Linked DNA regions of Mus musculus: region 1 is linked to region 2. A link is a loop called in an ENCODE intact Hi-C map of the cell type or tissue named here. Cell type or tissue: gastrocnemius. All regions are shown on one strand.

Region 1 (8,000 bases), 130 kb after region 2:
GTCACCACAGCTTCATCATTGGGGGCAACCTAATGACCAAGAGAAATGTACCAACAATATCACGTTAATGCAAGCAAAGGACTGCCTAATCCTTAAAGCTTTGTTCCCAAGTTTTACTAGCAGAGTGCTTTCAAATCACTTTAACTCAAGCAGGGGAGGAAAACACTCAAAATACAGCTGAATGTGAAACAATTCCAAGAGAACTAGAGTTTCCTTAAAGATAATGACCACTGGGGGCTAGAGAGATGGCTCAGCGGTTAAGAGCACTGACTGCTCTTCCAGAGGTCCTGAGTTCAATTCCTAGCAACCACATGGTGGCACACAACCATCTGGTAATGGGATCTGATGCCCTCTTCTGGTGTGTCTGAAGACAGCGACAGTGTACTCACATACATTAAAGAAAGAAAGGAAGAAAGAAAGAAAGAAAGAAAGAAAGAAAGAAAGAAAGAAAGAAAGAGGGAGAAGGAAGGAAGGAAGGAGGGAGAGAGAGAGAGAAAGAGAGAGAGAGAGAGACCACTGAACTCCAATGACACTGAAATACTATTACAAAGGGCGCATACTCAACCCCACTGTTAGGTGGTTAGAATGTGGACTTCCCCCTCTTTCTCCCTTCTTCCCCCCTCTCTCTACCTTCCCCCTCCCCTCTTCTCCTTCTGCTCTCCATCAGCATACCACATACTCCCCTCCATGATTATTCATATCCACTATAGACCCAGAGACATCAGGCCCAGTAACCATGGGGTAAAACCTCTACAATATAATGATCCAAAATAAATCTTCCCTCAGTTAAGTATTCTGTCCCAGCAATGGAAAACTGACTGACATACTTGATGGTACCTCCTTGGCTTATACTTATATGGACTTGTTTTCCTTACATTAAGTAGCTATTGCTATTAAGTGCCTAGTTACATGAGAGGCACTATGAATACTTAATGCTGCACTAATAATGGGTTCACAACATCTTATGTCATCTAGCAATGACATGCCCTTTTATAAATGTAAGCAAATTATCCACAGGTACCTCAAAGCCTGCTGATTTCACAGCTGAGGGGCTTCCTGTCAGCCATGCCCCTGCCTCCACTTGCAAATACCTTCCTCTCTTGTCTGACTGTACACCAACTGTAATACACCTTTCATGAATCCGTGAACCCCTCTCCTTCAAGACAAATCCTAGTGGTATATCCTCCTCCCTGTCACCATACCAGCAGCCTTTCAGTGAGCTCAGAAGCCCAAAGTAAGAAAACACACCCACATCCTTGGAATGATGTGGCAGGCATGAGGCCAGGGACTAAGGATGTGATGGAAGGCATAAGGCACAGCCCCTGACATCACAGAGCAGGCGTCTGAGAAAGGTAACTGTGCCCAAGCACAGCCAAGAAAGAAACAAAGCCCTCCTATTTCTGGTGACAGTAATCAAGCACAATGCCTAAACCGGGTGGACTCAGGTAAGTACAGGACATGCTGAACTTGAGACTTCTGTTACCTAAGAACTCTAAACTTTGAGCACAAACTGGTATGAAACCATCATAAACAAGCACTATGTAGGTTTTGCGGTTGGAGTTTCATGGTGATACTAGGAGCAGAGACTGAGAAAACGACCCATGCTGTGCTGTCCTGAAGCACTCTGCTCTGGCTGGGGCATCTGGCCTGGCTGTTTCATTACTTGGAAAGAAGTCTGTTCACAGGGGCCCCAGAAAGAGAATTGAAAAGCAGCTTTTCCTGCCTGCCACCCTTGGGTCTTCCCTCTTCTCCACGTTCCTGAAGCGCCCAAACGTGCAGTGCAGCCTCTGCTCTCACACCAGGCAGGATCAAAAGCAGAGAGGCCAAGAGGAAGGAAGTGGTCCAAGAGCTCTGCAAAGCTGTGGGGCCCTCCCCACCTGGCGGCCTGGAGATGAGGTCACCAGTAACTGCCTAGTCAGTACCGGGAAGCTGAGGGCTCCGTGGTTCACTCCCCTCAGGTGACTGCTGGGCCCAGAGGCCACTGTCAGACAGCCTCTGAGCTCTGAATTGAATGCGAGAATTTCTTCCTTTTATAAGACACAGAGTGGAAAAAATACTAAAACACAAGGTGCATTCCCTACCTTCTTTACAGCAGCACTCAAGTTGACACCGCCCCAGCAGGGAAAGAGTAAAAGCAGCTCACATTCCATGAGCTATTAGTGAAAGCGTGCCCCCAGCACGGGCAGGGTCAGCTCCTCTCACCACAGGCAGAGCCTGGTGTCAAATGTTCTCACCTGTACTCTACAATTTCTAACGGACTTTAGCTGACTATTGAAGCTGAGGCTGTACGCAAATCAGGACTCTCCACCTCCTACAAGGATGTGAAGGATCAGATTTCCCTCTTAGCCATTACAAAGCAGTCTGCAAGGACTACAGAGACAGGAGGGGCTGAGGTCCCCCCAGCTGGTATGAGAAAGAACACCCCTTGTAAAAGCAAACATCAAACCACCATGACTAGAGAGAGGTTGCTAACTTTATCTCCCACCACGCATGCAACATCAATCCTGGACAAATTATAGGACCCAAGAAAAAAAGGAGGTACATTTTAAAGATGGGAGATACATATCTGAGTCTTAACCAACCACTCAATATATCTCCATCTTACTAGAGAACAGGTACATAATGTTGGTTCTTCCAATAAAATATAAGCTATTTTATTACTGGCCACAGTAGCAATTTTTGGAACATACTTATTATGTTTTATAATCTCAATGGATATTCATGCTCAAGTGTTGTATAACTATGCGAAAACTCTGAGCACACAACTGTGAGTAACTTGCTCTAAGCCACACAGCTACCATCCAATATTTACATGTGAATTCCAGGAATAACAAGTAACTCAGTGCTCAGGAAAACAGTGGCTCCTGAGCCAGGCACGGTGGCACACGCCAGCAATCTCAGCACTAAGCAGGCAAGGCAGGAAGATTTGGAGTTCAGAAGTCTCCCTGAGCCACAGAGGACCTTATCTCCAAATAAGAAGGGAAAAAGAAAGGGAACAGAAAAAGAGGGGAGGAGAGGGGAAGGGGAGGGGAGGAGAGGGGAGGGGAGGGAAGGGGAGGGGAGGGGAGGTTGATTCTTTGGTTCAGTGGACAAGTAAAACCGTCTGTTATCATTATTTAAAATTGTAAATGGACAAGTAAAACTGTCACTTGCAAACTTATACATAAATACATGCCTTAATATAAATGCATATTAAAAACTAAAGCCACGTTTTAAAGATGTTAATGCTATAAACTTAACATTTTAAGTATTTAAACATTAATGTTTAAATATTTAATGTTACAGAAGGGGCCGTCCATACAGATATCCTCCCAGATTAAAAGTTAGGAAGCGTGAACTAAAAGTTAACAATACTGTCTTTGTTTTACTCAAAGGCACCACATTAACCACAAAGCCACTCACATCTCTTCCCAGAATGCAATCAATATTCAAATCACCATTAAACCTCTCTTGCATCCCCATCCAAACTGCTACATCATCCAGGACTTGGTCTAAAGCCCATACTGCCCTCTAGTGGCGAATACCATGACACATGCATAGCAGAGAATGCCTTCCTTAAGATGTGGCTCAAATTCTACCCTGCTTTCTCAGATCAAATACAGTCAGACAGGTAGCATTGGGGTCTGAGTACGAATATCCCCTACACCCTCACATTTTCCAATACCTGGTCTCCAACCAGTGGTAGTTGGGAAGGTTATGGGCCCTTTAAGATGTGGAACCTTGCTGGGGAAGTGTCACTGAAGGCAGACTGGGGTCTTATTACCTGGGCCCATTTCCTAGTCTCTCTACTTTCTGTGTGGGGATGAAACACCAAGACACTGCTTCCGAACTGACAGGCCAGCTTCACCCTCCTGCTGTCACATCCCCTGCCTATTATGAAAGGCAGTAGCCCGCCCCTCTGGCATGTAAGCCAAAATAATTTCTTCCCTAACTTCTTTTGATCAAGGTATTTTATTACAACAACGCAAAACTAATTCATATAGATAAACAGACAATATCATTTTAAGAGAAATTCTCAGTAAAACTAACTATACGACCACAATAATCATTTTTGTTCATTTTACAACAGAATAAGCTCGTTGGAATTTAACCTTGCAGAAGCTCATACGCCCAGTGGCTTGTTTCACGTGGCTGCTGCAAAGTCACTGGGCTTCTGAGAGCACAGGGAGATTTATTCTGAAGCACGGCAACGTCATCTCTATCCTTGACAAGGCAGCCTCCCTAACACTTACTTTTGAAATTGCCTGTGTGTAACTTGAGTTTCCCTTCACAGGGGTCGCATGCCAGATATCCTGCCTATCAGATATTTACGTTATGATTCGTAACAGCAGCAAAACTGCCGTCATGAGGTAGTAATGAGATAATTTTAGAGCTGGGGAATCGTCACAACATGAGGAACTGTCTTAAAGGGTCACAGCATTCGGAAGGTTGAGAACCACTGGAATAAGGCTTTAATTTTTTTTTTTCTGAGGATGTATTTATTTATAATTCACAGGCATGAGTAAGATTTGTCTGCATGTTTGTGCAGCGCATGCATTCCTGGTACCTGTGGAGATCACATGAGGTTGAAAGATCTCTTAGACTGGAGTTACAGGTGGCTCTGTGCAGCCATGTGTGTGCTGGGAAACCAGGCTCTCTAAAAGAGCAGCAAACCTGCAAAACCATCTCGCCACCCTGCAGCAGGAACTCTTGACTTAGTTGGCACAGCAGGGCTGAAGGGTTCTTAATCTGCTTGGGCAAAACCCAAACCAAAGAGCACTGTCACTTGACACACACACGCACACACACACACACACACACACACACACACAACACCTTAGCCCTGCAACCCGCATCCAACGAGAAAATCTCAGGATTTCCTGAAGCATTTTATCCACACTGGCCCTGATTACAGGGATGGAAAGTTTCTTGTCTTTGGCGACAAAAGAATACCATGTGAGCTGAGAATCATACAGACGCAATCTGCTCTACCAAGTACAGGAACCCACTTCTGCAGAGACTCCCAAGAGACAGACAGAGACTCCACTCAACATAAAGCTTGCTTCTAACACACTGAACCCTTGTGGCTCCTACAGCCCTGAACCTGTTTTTTAGAAGACAATAACAGCTCACAAATTATTCCCAAAGAGGAATGTTGTGCCGGGCCCCTGCTTGGGAGATGGAGCGTTTTGGTTACCTTAATTGTTTCATCTCTCCTTTCCACAAACCCAGGACCAATGGCAAGCTCAAAACCCAACGAGACCTAACAAGTTAGCTAAAGTGTTTCCTTTGAAAATGAGCTAAAACTTACCTCAGTATTCCTTCGAATCTAACACAAGCTGTATATATGAGGGGCTTTTTTTTCATTACCAAAATAATACTTTTATTTCTCTGTAGACTGAATAAGAAAACCTTCATTGAAATCTTTATATTTACAATCTTTTAAGAGGGGGAAAATAATTGTAATTAAGGCTTTTCAAAGACCATGCCCATTTATAGCCATGTGCTGCCCTCTGCTGTGCTAGAGACTAAATTACACTCCAAATTAGCCAAATATTCTATATACAGTCGTCAATCATTAAACAAACAGCGAGCTAAAACTGAAATGTAGAGACGATGATTAGAGGTTAAAAAGTATCCCACATCAACACATCCAGGCAGATCCCACCCAATACACAATTCACTACCATGATGGTGAGTCACCGTGGTTCCAAAAAAGAAAGATCATTAAAGCACCTGCTTGCGTAAGAAACACATCAGACTAAAGACTTTGCCACAACTGAGTGAACAAGAAGAAAATAAGACAAAAAAAAAGAAAAGGAATATTAAATACCTCTTGGTTATCTTTGTTTTGGTTTGCCCAGAAAATTTTATGATAAAGAGTCTCCATTGAATTGCTGGAATCAGTTCGGTCGAAACAATGACGATCTAAGACTTCCAGTGTATGCAAGACCCGACTAATAGTCACCCCTGGATTCAGAAATTAAGGAAACAGATATCATAGTTTAAAAAAAGGACCATACAAGGGAAACTGATCTATATTCTCAGCAAACACTACCAAAGAATGGCAAGAACTAAACCAGACACTCTGGGCTGCTGGTAGCTAAAGGCTTAATGCTCCTTCACTCATGCGCAGTGCTTCACTGGAACGAGAGAAAGCATAAAGCCCACTACTCCGACGCACTCCCTCTCCCATGATGCACTGTACCTGCCGTCGACTCCTGACACTTATCAAAAGACCACCGAACTTCCACTGCACGGCCTCGCTGCTTTATCTGCTGTTCTACCTCATAAATCCTTGCCCGAACCTGAAACATAAACACTTCAAATTAACTTGTACTCGGACACTCCATGGCTGCCCAAATCGTGTCAAGTCTTCTGTGAGCACCGTACCCTCTGGTGAATCACGATCTTAACTGTGTCGTGGGAGACATAATTCCTGCATGAGCTGAGCCCTTTGAGATTTACACGTGATGATTTGGTTCAGTAATAAATACTTGCAAAAATAAACACCTGAGGAAAACGTAACAAGTGCAGTTGGTTTCACATGTAAGACAAGGCAGCCGTTTGAATATCTTTGAGCTGCTGGGCAAAGCAAGAAAGGAACAAGCAACCCCTCAGTAGCTTACAGAAAACAACTTAGTGAAAGCCAAGTATCTTGTGGTAAGTGTTAGGCATCTTCCCAAAGCTGAGGCTGCATAAATCTTGAAGCAAACAATGTAGCACAAATAAAAACACGTAATTACTGAACGTCACAAACTATTATTCCAGGGCTCACAATGAAGATCAGAAGAATCACCAAAACTGCCTGGGTGACAGCTGCCTGGGTGCCTGATCTATGAACATCTGTATTTTGAAAGAAAAAAGTGGGGGAAACAGCCCCAAAGTCCCCTAGAGTCACGGCAGAGCTGGGACAGGCACTAAGATAGCTCAGATGCCATGGCAAGGCACGGGCCACCATACCCAGGTGCCTCTGGGCAATGAAAACACTTGTAAAAGCGGTGATGCAAATGTCTACCTGCTGATTGAAAGCCGTGTTCCCACCCGGCATGGGGAGGCTGGACGGGGCGACCTGCAGCAGATCCAGGGGAGAGCCTGGATTCGAGATCTTATTTTCATTGGTGGAATAATTCCACACCAAGGCACTTGGGCAACACAGAGTGACAGTCTAGAAATAAAGCAGAGATATTCCAGACACTTAGAGGAAGAAGAAAAGTACTAACAACAACTTCAATACAAACGACCCTTTCCCATATATAATGAGGTTACCATTTCCTACAGATGATTTTAATATGCAAATGTCTTTCCCATTCTCAGCTACCCAGCTGGTAAGACAAAACTCAGGGTCACCACCACAACTACTAAGACATAAAGTATAACTTATTAGCTAATATTCCAACACAGGAACTATAGGGAGATGAGTAATTTATTTGTCACTTCAAGTGATTCTTTATTGTTAAACAAGAAGGAATACAATTAGGGCATTAAGTGCTGAGATTATAACTTTAACACTACTTATTAAATAGGGTGCCTTAAAAAGTTATAAATTCTCAGCAGAAAGGTAACCCGATATAGGAATAATCCAAATTATTCTATAAAAATCTGGACAACAAATATTTTCAGCTTTGCCAGCCACCTACAGTTTCTGTCACACATTCTCTTTGGTTGTTTCAGTTACACAGTAAAAAATGTGAAGCTTATTCTTGCATCATGGGCTAGGTTTGGTCTAGAGAATATAATCACCCAACTCTATCCTAAACTTTTATGGACACTTAAAAAAAAAAAAAAACTCAGCCAGCTTGTAAGAAGCAGTTTCTACATTCATCGCTGCTGTTCCATGAGTTAGGTGTCAATCAATCAATGATGTTCCCTGTATCTCAAGGTTAATTCTGAGAACTTAATGGCTTAATATATCACTATTTAACACAGTGCCTAAACCCAAACTTACTACCATGTCTCACTACTTGAGATGTTTCTAAAAGAATAAAGCTGTGAGAGTAGTTTGGTTACTTTTGTTGTCT
Region 2 (8,000 bases):
CTCAGGGGTGTGGTGGGGTTGGGACAAGGCAGGCTCTAAGTGCAAATTCTAGGGCCAGTGGTGAGTTAGTGGTGGTCTCTATTAACACTATTTTGGGAAGGTGCTTAATTTCTTCATTTTGATTTTCACATCTAAAATAAGACTGGACTATGTTGTTATTGTAAGGGCTGTGATAACATAGTTACCTATAATACCATAGCTATTTTTATTTTATTACTTTGAGTCTATTCTTAGTGCATATTAGAATTCCAGTCTTTAATTTATTCCAGTCTTTAAATTATTCAGCAGGCTCCTAAACACTGAAACTTTTCAATGCATGGGGTTTTTTTGTTTGTTTGTTTGTTTGTTTGTTTTTGTTTGTTTTTTGTTTTTTAGTTCTTCCTTCCCGGCCTTCGTGAACTAATAAGCCCACAGTATTCCTATTTTCTTTTTCATTGACTGAGGAAGCTCGCATGACATCGTCCATGACAGGCCTCACTGTGAGCATATGATGGACGTTCTTTTACCCCTAACTATATGAAAAGGACACTGTTGTGTATTTCATCATAAAAAGGGGGCAAGTATTTCAGAGTGAGTATAAATAACTTCCCAAATGAGGGGAACAAAAAGCGACAGGTGGACAAGCCCTTGGAGCTACGGCCCGCAGCTTGGAGATGGCACTTCCACACAGGCCTAGGGAGCAGCGTGCAGAGAGGCCCTTCCAAGAGGAACAGGCTTTCCAACAAATATCAGCTAAGGAACTTACCAAGGGGAGCTCTCATTTAACAAGTGTGTAGTAGTTATGAAGATGACTCAGCTAGAGAAGACCAACCATGACCATGCAGAGCTCAATCCATGAAACCCACATGTTGGAAAGATATAACTAACCCACTGAAGGAAAACACACACACACATACACACACACTCACACACTCACAATAAATATGTATTTCACAACCAAAAGAATGTACCTTTGTGACCCTAGAAATGTCCATTGCTGATCAGTTCCTCTTTTCAAAGTTTCCCACATTTGGCATTTTGAAATTTGACCAAAATGTGATTTCTACTTCTCATATTATGAAATTATCCTGTACAGAATTTCCCTTGTTTAAAGTAAAAATTTCCAGACCTTCAATGTTATATTGGATTGGGGGCTATTGAGAAATTTAAAATTGACTGTGTTTATGGTTAAAATTAACAATAAACCTACTTTAAAATATTGATTTTGCTAGGTTTTTATCCTCTTATAAAGCAAAAGGATATATATTTAAGTTAAGGGGCATTACATCAGTAAATCCTAACATATTTTAGCCAAAAAGAAAATTTTTACAATGTGCCATTTATTCCCTAGAGTTAACCAACGTTCCCTGGAAACACAGTACATTTCATTTTAAAATGTTCAAATGTGGAATCAATGGATTCCAAATTCTCAACCAAGTAATATAGGAATTACTAGTTAGCCAAACCCTGAAGACGGTCCATCTCTACGGTAAGCGCGTGGCAAGAACGGTGAAGTGAAACTTGCCATAGAGAACCACACATCCTCCCCAGGATCATCTGATTTCCTCTTTCCCTTCATCTGTCGGGCAGGGAAGCAGACTGTCACACATTGTAACTTTCTGCACACTCCCTGAGATTTAAAACGAAACACTGTACCAATCTGAGGCCAGCCCTGATTCAAAACTTCTCTAAGTCTCAAGAATGGAGGTGGTTTCCCAAAAGGGCTTCCTAAAAGTGCCACACTGTAGCTCCACTCAAACTGGGCAATTCAAGGAACCCAAGCAATGAGCGGCTGGCATGTTTAGCTTTCACTGATGTGCCCTGGGTCGGTCCATCGGTCCCCCTCCCCCACACTCCTATGAAGTAGATGATGATTTCAAACTTGCTACATGAGAGAATGAGGTATATAGCTCTTAAAACATTTGTTTAAACATAATACCGAATAATGCAGAGGTCCAGGAATAATAGCTACCACTTCTTGGGAAATGTGACTCATAATCTGCCACAGATCTAGGGATCAAAAGACTAACAGCAATGTCTGAAGAAAGGAAACAAAGCAAAACAAACAAGCAACCAACAACCAAAGCCTAGCCTTAGACATACAAACTTCTTGCACGCCCAGGCTGTAAGGGACAGAAGATGATTTGATTTTCAGATCAAGTCTTCTCCTCCTACTTGATTGTAATTTCATACTATTTTCTTCATCATTTTAACTCCTACTATTACATATGAAGTATTCAATAAGGTCGCTGAATGTGAATAATAAAAAGTAAAACACTGGGCCTAGAGAAATAGTTCGGCGGTTAAAGGGATTTTCCTGGCACCCACTCCAGGCAGCTCACAGTCACCTTGGACCCCAGCTCCAGGGAATCCAACACTTCTGGCCTCTGAGGGCACCTGAATGCATATGCGCCCTTACACATATAATTTAATATAATAAAATAGACCACATGTTAAGAATATGGCGTGGTGGCGTGCCTGCAGAGCCGGTGACAGCACTGGATTCAATACTCAGAACACGCAACCAATAACTACTGGTAAATGCTCCAAAGGTCTAAAGACAAAGAGGTTCTAGAAAATGTGGGTATTACAGAAGCCCACAAGGGGAAATGAGGAAGGAAAAGCAGTATAAGAAAGCAGAACCTTTACTTCACAAGCTATTCGTGGGTTGAGCTAGTAACTGCCACAACTCATACAGCTGAGTCTCTTCCAAAACAAAGGTCAGTTTAATTTTTCTTATGAATTTGCTTGCTATAAAAGGTAAAAGGTGGTTAAATTTTCTAGAAATCTAAATATAATATTCTGTAATCACGGGCTGCAAGCATAAGGTACTTCATAACGCATGACACACTACCCTGTACTCTTACATCTTAAATTAGGTTCTGTCACCGCCGTGTAGTGATTGGTGCTTGCTATTTGGACTTCACAAGGGTAGACATTAACAGGACTTTATAAAACAAAACTAAACTGAACAAAAACCAACCAAACAACAACAGCAACAAAACTAAGCTATGTGCTCAAAAAAGCTCTAGCCAAAGAATCAAATCCGCTGAATGAGTTAAATAGTAAGTTTGTTTTTACAAGAAGTAGTTATCTGCCAATCCACAAGGACCCTTTGTTTACCTTCCTTTGTATGCCTGCTTATGTGTAATCTTTCTCTGTGTGCATGTTTATGTGTAATAGCTGATGCTCGGGACAATCAACACCACTGGGATGCAGGGCTTCAACAAGTCTGAGCGGTGCCCCAGGGACACTCGGATGACACAGCTGCTGTTCCCGGTTCTCTATACTGTGGTCTTCCTGGCAGGCATCCTGCTGAACACCGTGGCCCTCTGGGTGTTCGTCCACATCCCCAGCAATTCCACCTTTATCGTCTACCTCAAGAACACTCTGGTGGCAGACTTGATAATGGCACTCATGCTGCCTTTCAAAATCCTTTCCGACTCACACCTTGCGCCCTGGCAGCTCCGAGGATTTGTGTGCACGCTCTCCTCCGTGGTCTTCTATGAGACGATGTATGTGGGTATCATGATGCTGGGCCTCATCGCTTTCGACAGGTTCCTCAAGATCATCATGCCGTTCAGGAAAACCTTTGTCAAAAAGACGGCTTTCGCAAAAACAGTCTCCATTTCCGTCTGGTCCCTGATGTTCTTCATCTCCCTGCCAAACATGATCTTGAACAAGGAGGCAACGCCATCATCCGTGAAGAAGTGTGCATCTTTGAAGAGTCCCCTTGGGCTGTGGTGGCATCAGGTGGTCAGTCACACCTGCCAGTTCATTTTCTGGGCTGTGTTTATTCTGATGCTTCTGTTTTATGCGGTGATTACCAAAAAGGTGTACAACTCCTATAGGAAGTTTAGGAGTAAGGACAGCAGGCACAAGCGGCTGGAGGTGAAGGTATTTATCGTCATGGCTGTCTTCTTTGTCTGCTTTGCCCCACTGCATTTTGTCAGAATACCATACACTTACAGTCAAACCACCAATAAGACTGACTGTAGGTTAGAAAACCAGCTGTTTATTGCTAAAGAAGCAACTCTCTTTCTGGCAACAACTAACATTTGTATGGACCCCTTAATATACATAATTTTATGCAAGAAGTTCACACAAAAGGTGCCATGTGTGAGATGGGGAAAGGCAAGAACAGCAGGATCAAGCGAAGACCACCACAGTAGTCAGACAGACAACATCACCCTAGCCTGACCACTGTGTCCCACAGGTTAATTTCACGCATGGCCTCACGTCTATTTATGGATGGGATTTCAAAAGATCATTTATGTGGAGACCTCATTTAAGCATTACAGGAAAAAAGAGGGGAACAAACAGTTCCCTACATTTTATTATCCTAGTGTATGGAAAAACATTATGCCCATTTTAACCACATAGACGTATTTATAAGCAGGATAAATTAAGAGACCATGTAATACAGCAAATGGCCACTAGATGTCACCTTTTCAAGGGCATTCATGTACTATGGAAAAGGTTAATGGGAAACAGGTTTGCCTGAAAAATCTTCCTTCTAGTTACCACCCCACCATCTCTCACACACATAATTCCTAAAACACCAGGCTGGCTTTTACAGCCTTCAGAATGCTGACACTTGTGAACAGAAACCAACCAACTTGCATATCCAGTGCCTGTGTGGAAAGGCTAAGGTGGGGGCTCAAAGAGATGCAGTCTGAGGAACCAAAGTGGGTTGGTCAAAATAACCCCAGGCATCTCAAAAGATTTCCTCCTTACAAGTGCAAAGGGCTGCTCCTACATCTAAACAGAGCACCAGAAGAGAGGCACATGCAACAGGCAAAGCCAGTTCACAGCCATGTGCAATCCAGAGAGGGGAAGTGTTTAGTCAGCAAAACCTTCCTGGGCAACAGCATCTGCATCCTGTTGGAAAATACTTATTTCCCTCACTGTTTATCTATAAATTAGGTTCCTTGCTACACACTGTCTTATATTAACTGCTTTCATTCTTAGCCACATTTCCCAAAAACAGGGTTCGTAAAAAGACAGCAAAATCACACATTTTTACAAAAGAAATGGGGTAAGGATATCCTAGACGGGATGTTTGTTGTACACTATCCTTAGTGCATGTGAGCAAGGGGATGGTTGGCCTGGCATTAGTAATATTCATGTGGGAAGATTTTTCAAAGCCTGATTCATTTTATTTGGGCCTATCTACTTCCCTGGATCTCATTATGGGTTTAAGAAAATTAAAATATGTGGCTGGTGATGCTGGGTTTTCTGGAGAACACGACGACTCTTCCCCTAACCGCGCCTGTAATGTGAAATCCTGGCTTCTCTCTTTCCATAGCCTCAGAAGCCACAGAGGCAAGAGAACTTCCTTGTCTTCCTGGAATCACTTGCTAATCTTGACCTTTACAAACTCCATTTAATATGGCACATTTGGTCCGCACTGCACTGTACATAGAACCTTCCATCTGACCCACTTTGTAAGTTCCTATTGATTAGTGACACCCAAAGTTGCTGTCCCTTACTCCAGGTAACCTTACCTGCCCAACCTCCTCCGAGTCCTCCAGCCCAGTCACTTCCTCATCTGTGTGACATCATTCCTCATCTACTTATCGAATTGATTTAGGATAATTTGCTAAATATGCACTGTGCAATTAATAAATTTTGCTAAAACAAATCAAAAGGGGCCCTTTTTCTTGACAAGCTGTCATTATTTGTTCTGGTTGTCCTGGAACTTACAAAGATCCACCTGCCCCTGCCTTCCAAGTAGAGTGCTGGGACTAAAGGAATGCATCAAAATGCCTAGCCCAACTGGGTCTTATTTTACTGCACTATAAAAGTAAAAGGAAAGCAGCCAGCTCCTATCGATTTACCATTAACAGAGTAGGCTTCCAGGGCAGGTAGTGGGGCTTAGTGGTAGGACCTGTGCCCAGCATGTACAAGATCCTAGATCTGATCAGCACCTAGATGAAAAAGAAAAATTTTAAAAATGGAAGCTTAAGCTCTTGAACTCTGTATAGTTGCTTTCCTATCATGTGCGTGCTAGAGCTGAGGAGAAATGCTGCCCACCTGGGCTAGGAAAGAGCACAAATGAAACAAGGAGACCAAACATTGGAATTTTAAGGCTACTGACACAATGCTTTATCCAGTTATCCAGTAACTGGGTAAGTCAAACCTGTAACTGCAGCATATTACAAATCCCAAAGCTCTCCTTTAGGTGAATTCTAGGTCTCTTAAATAAAACAATGAAATCATTTGTATTATTACACATATCACTAAACCTATATACCATTACAGAGCACATGACACAGTCACAGGAAAACCCTAATACTGTGTTACACATAACTGTATCTGAGCCACATTATTAAATAGTAATCCATACATGGTAGTATAGCTTATATAGCTTACCTTTGATGACAATTTCAATTGCCTCTACATAAATTTACAACTCATATATACATGTTTGTTTGTTTGTTTGTTTGTTTGTTTGTTTTTGAAGACAGGGTTTCTCTGTGTAACCCTGGCTGTCCTGGAACTCACTCTGTAGACCAGCCTGGCCTGGAACTCAGAAATCCACCTGCCTCTGCCTCCCAAGTGCTGGGATTAAAGCCATCACCGCCTGGCTAATATATACACTTTTAAGAACGGTATTTCCAGATATAACTTCAATCTGTGATTCATAAGTTCAAACACTTCATTCCATTATAATACCATAGTCAGAAGTAGATTGCCCAGTCAAGTGTTGTGGCACACTCTTATGTAATCCCAGCGCATCAGTGTCTATGTGGGGATCACCAGTCACTACCGCTTTTCCAGGCAGCAAGTTTCTCTCAAAACAACAGCAACAAAAGCAGAGGGTCTGCTCTGTACAACAGAGTTGCCAGGAACCTAGAGAAGAGGGGCATTAGACCTATCTTAAAGTTACATTCCCTATGGGAACCTCTAAGCTCTCAAGGCAGATTCAAAACTGTAGAATATTTATAGAATGGCCTGATATGTAACTTGGCCATAAACAAGGAGCAAAGAATGAAAAGAAGGAAGTGATGGGCCTTCAGATGCTTAGTCTGCTCTGGGACAGAGCACAGCAATGTATAATTCTGTCATCTTCAGCTTCCCCACAGGCCTGTGCTTAAATCTGTATTAGACCCTTTCTCAATAAACCCCAAAACTCCTTTTTAAAAAATAGCGCTCTGATGCGGTATATGAGCTGAACTCACAGCAAAATTGTGGGCTTTTATCAAAAGCTAAGATATAATTATTTGCACTGGATAATTAGGGTGAGGCCTCCAAACATCTTCTATGAGGGGAAAAGATGGGAGTGTAATTACCACACAGGGGAACATTGTAGAGAAACCACAGGAAGTTATTCTACCACGGGAACAGGGGAGGGGCGGAGATGCCATGATGATTCTCAGCTCGGTGACATGGACAGGATGCCAGTGACAAAGAGGAGCCCATCAGGTCCGTTCCCACAAAGTTCAACAGGAGAAACCACCCAGAACAGGACAGCCCAGGCTATGCAGTGTCTGCTGTCTAAGAAAGGAGTGAGTTTACAAGGTTCTAGCCCTAGTTACTACAGAAGTTACAAAGCATTTGAAGGGCCTAGGAACAAACCTGAACATTCTGAACTTCATTTAGAGGCCCAATATGCATCATAAAAGTAAAGGATGCATTGCTAGAAATTGCTAGGTGCTTTAGTGGTCACCAGAATCAGCTGAGAAGACCCTAAAACACAGACGGCTGGACACAGCCCAGCAAGGCTTAGTGCAAGCCTTCAGGAGACACTGGTGCCGCGAGTTTGACCTGCACATTTAGGATCACGCCCCTAAATGTCTATGAAGGCCCGTACTTCCCATTGAAACTGACTGGCAATCCAGCCGTCATGGGACTCACATAATCCTACTTTCTAAATATAGGATGCTGAGGCAGGAGGATGAAGTTGAGGCCAGCCTGGTCTACAGAGAGAGTTACAAAGTTCAGACCACCCTGAGCTACATAAAAACAACTGACTTGCTGCCCAGCCCTCTTAGAAATGAGTGTCTAAGGTTAGATTA

What was found. Hi-C counts contacts between places; a loop is a spot of excess contacts. Peaks named below come from ENCODE experiments on the same cell type or tissue, not always from the same donor. Only the 100,000 strongest peaks of a DNase experiment are listed, where the experiment ranks them.
Region 1: it touches region 2 in a loop (7-fold over the local background); 8 of 42 quality-filtered maps call a loop at or near these places.

What each region holds. Positions count from the first base shown.
Region 1 is chr3:59,074,982-59,082,981 of GRCm38, reverse strand. It overlaps Med12l (mediator complex subunit 12-like), which reads right to left. Exons shown (of 44, transcript NM_177855.3): 8 at 6,998-7,147; 9 at 6,188-6,287; 10 at 5,813-5,949; 11 at 1-29. Among named protein-coding and RNA genes, the nearest start is that of Gpr171, 23 kb to the left of the region's middle. In gastrocnemius, CTCF peaks have their summits at 3,521 (motif pointing left) and 5,500 (motif pointing left); a DNase peak (open chromatin) is centred at 3,510.
Region 2 is chr3:59,205,521-59,213,520 of GRCm38, reverse strand. The region is part of intron 15 of Med12l (mediator complex subunit 12-like); the gene reads right to left. P2ry13 (purinergic receptor P2Y, G-protein coupled 13) reads left to right here and starts at 2,639. Exons shown (of 2, transcript NM_028808.3): 1 at 2,639-2,699; 2 at 3,163-5,629. The coding sequence starts at 3,166. The coding sequence ends at 4,179. In gastrocnemius, a CTCF peak has its summit at 4,421 (motif pointing right); no DNase peak of the experiment used is centred here; H3K4me3 peaks cover 1,470 bases.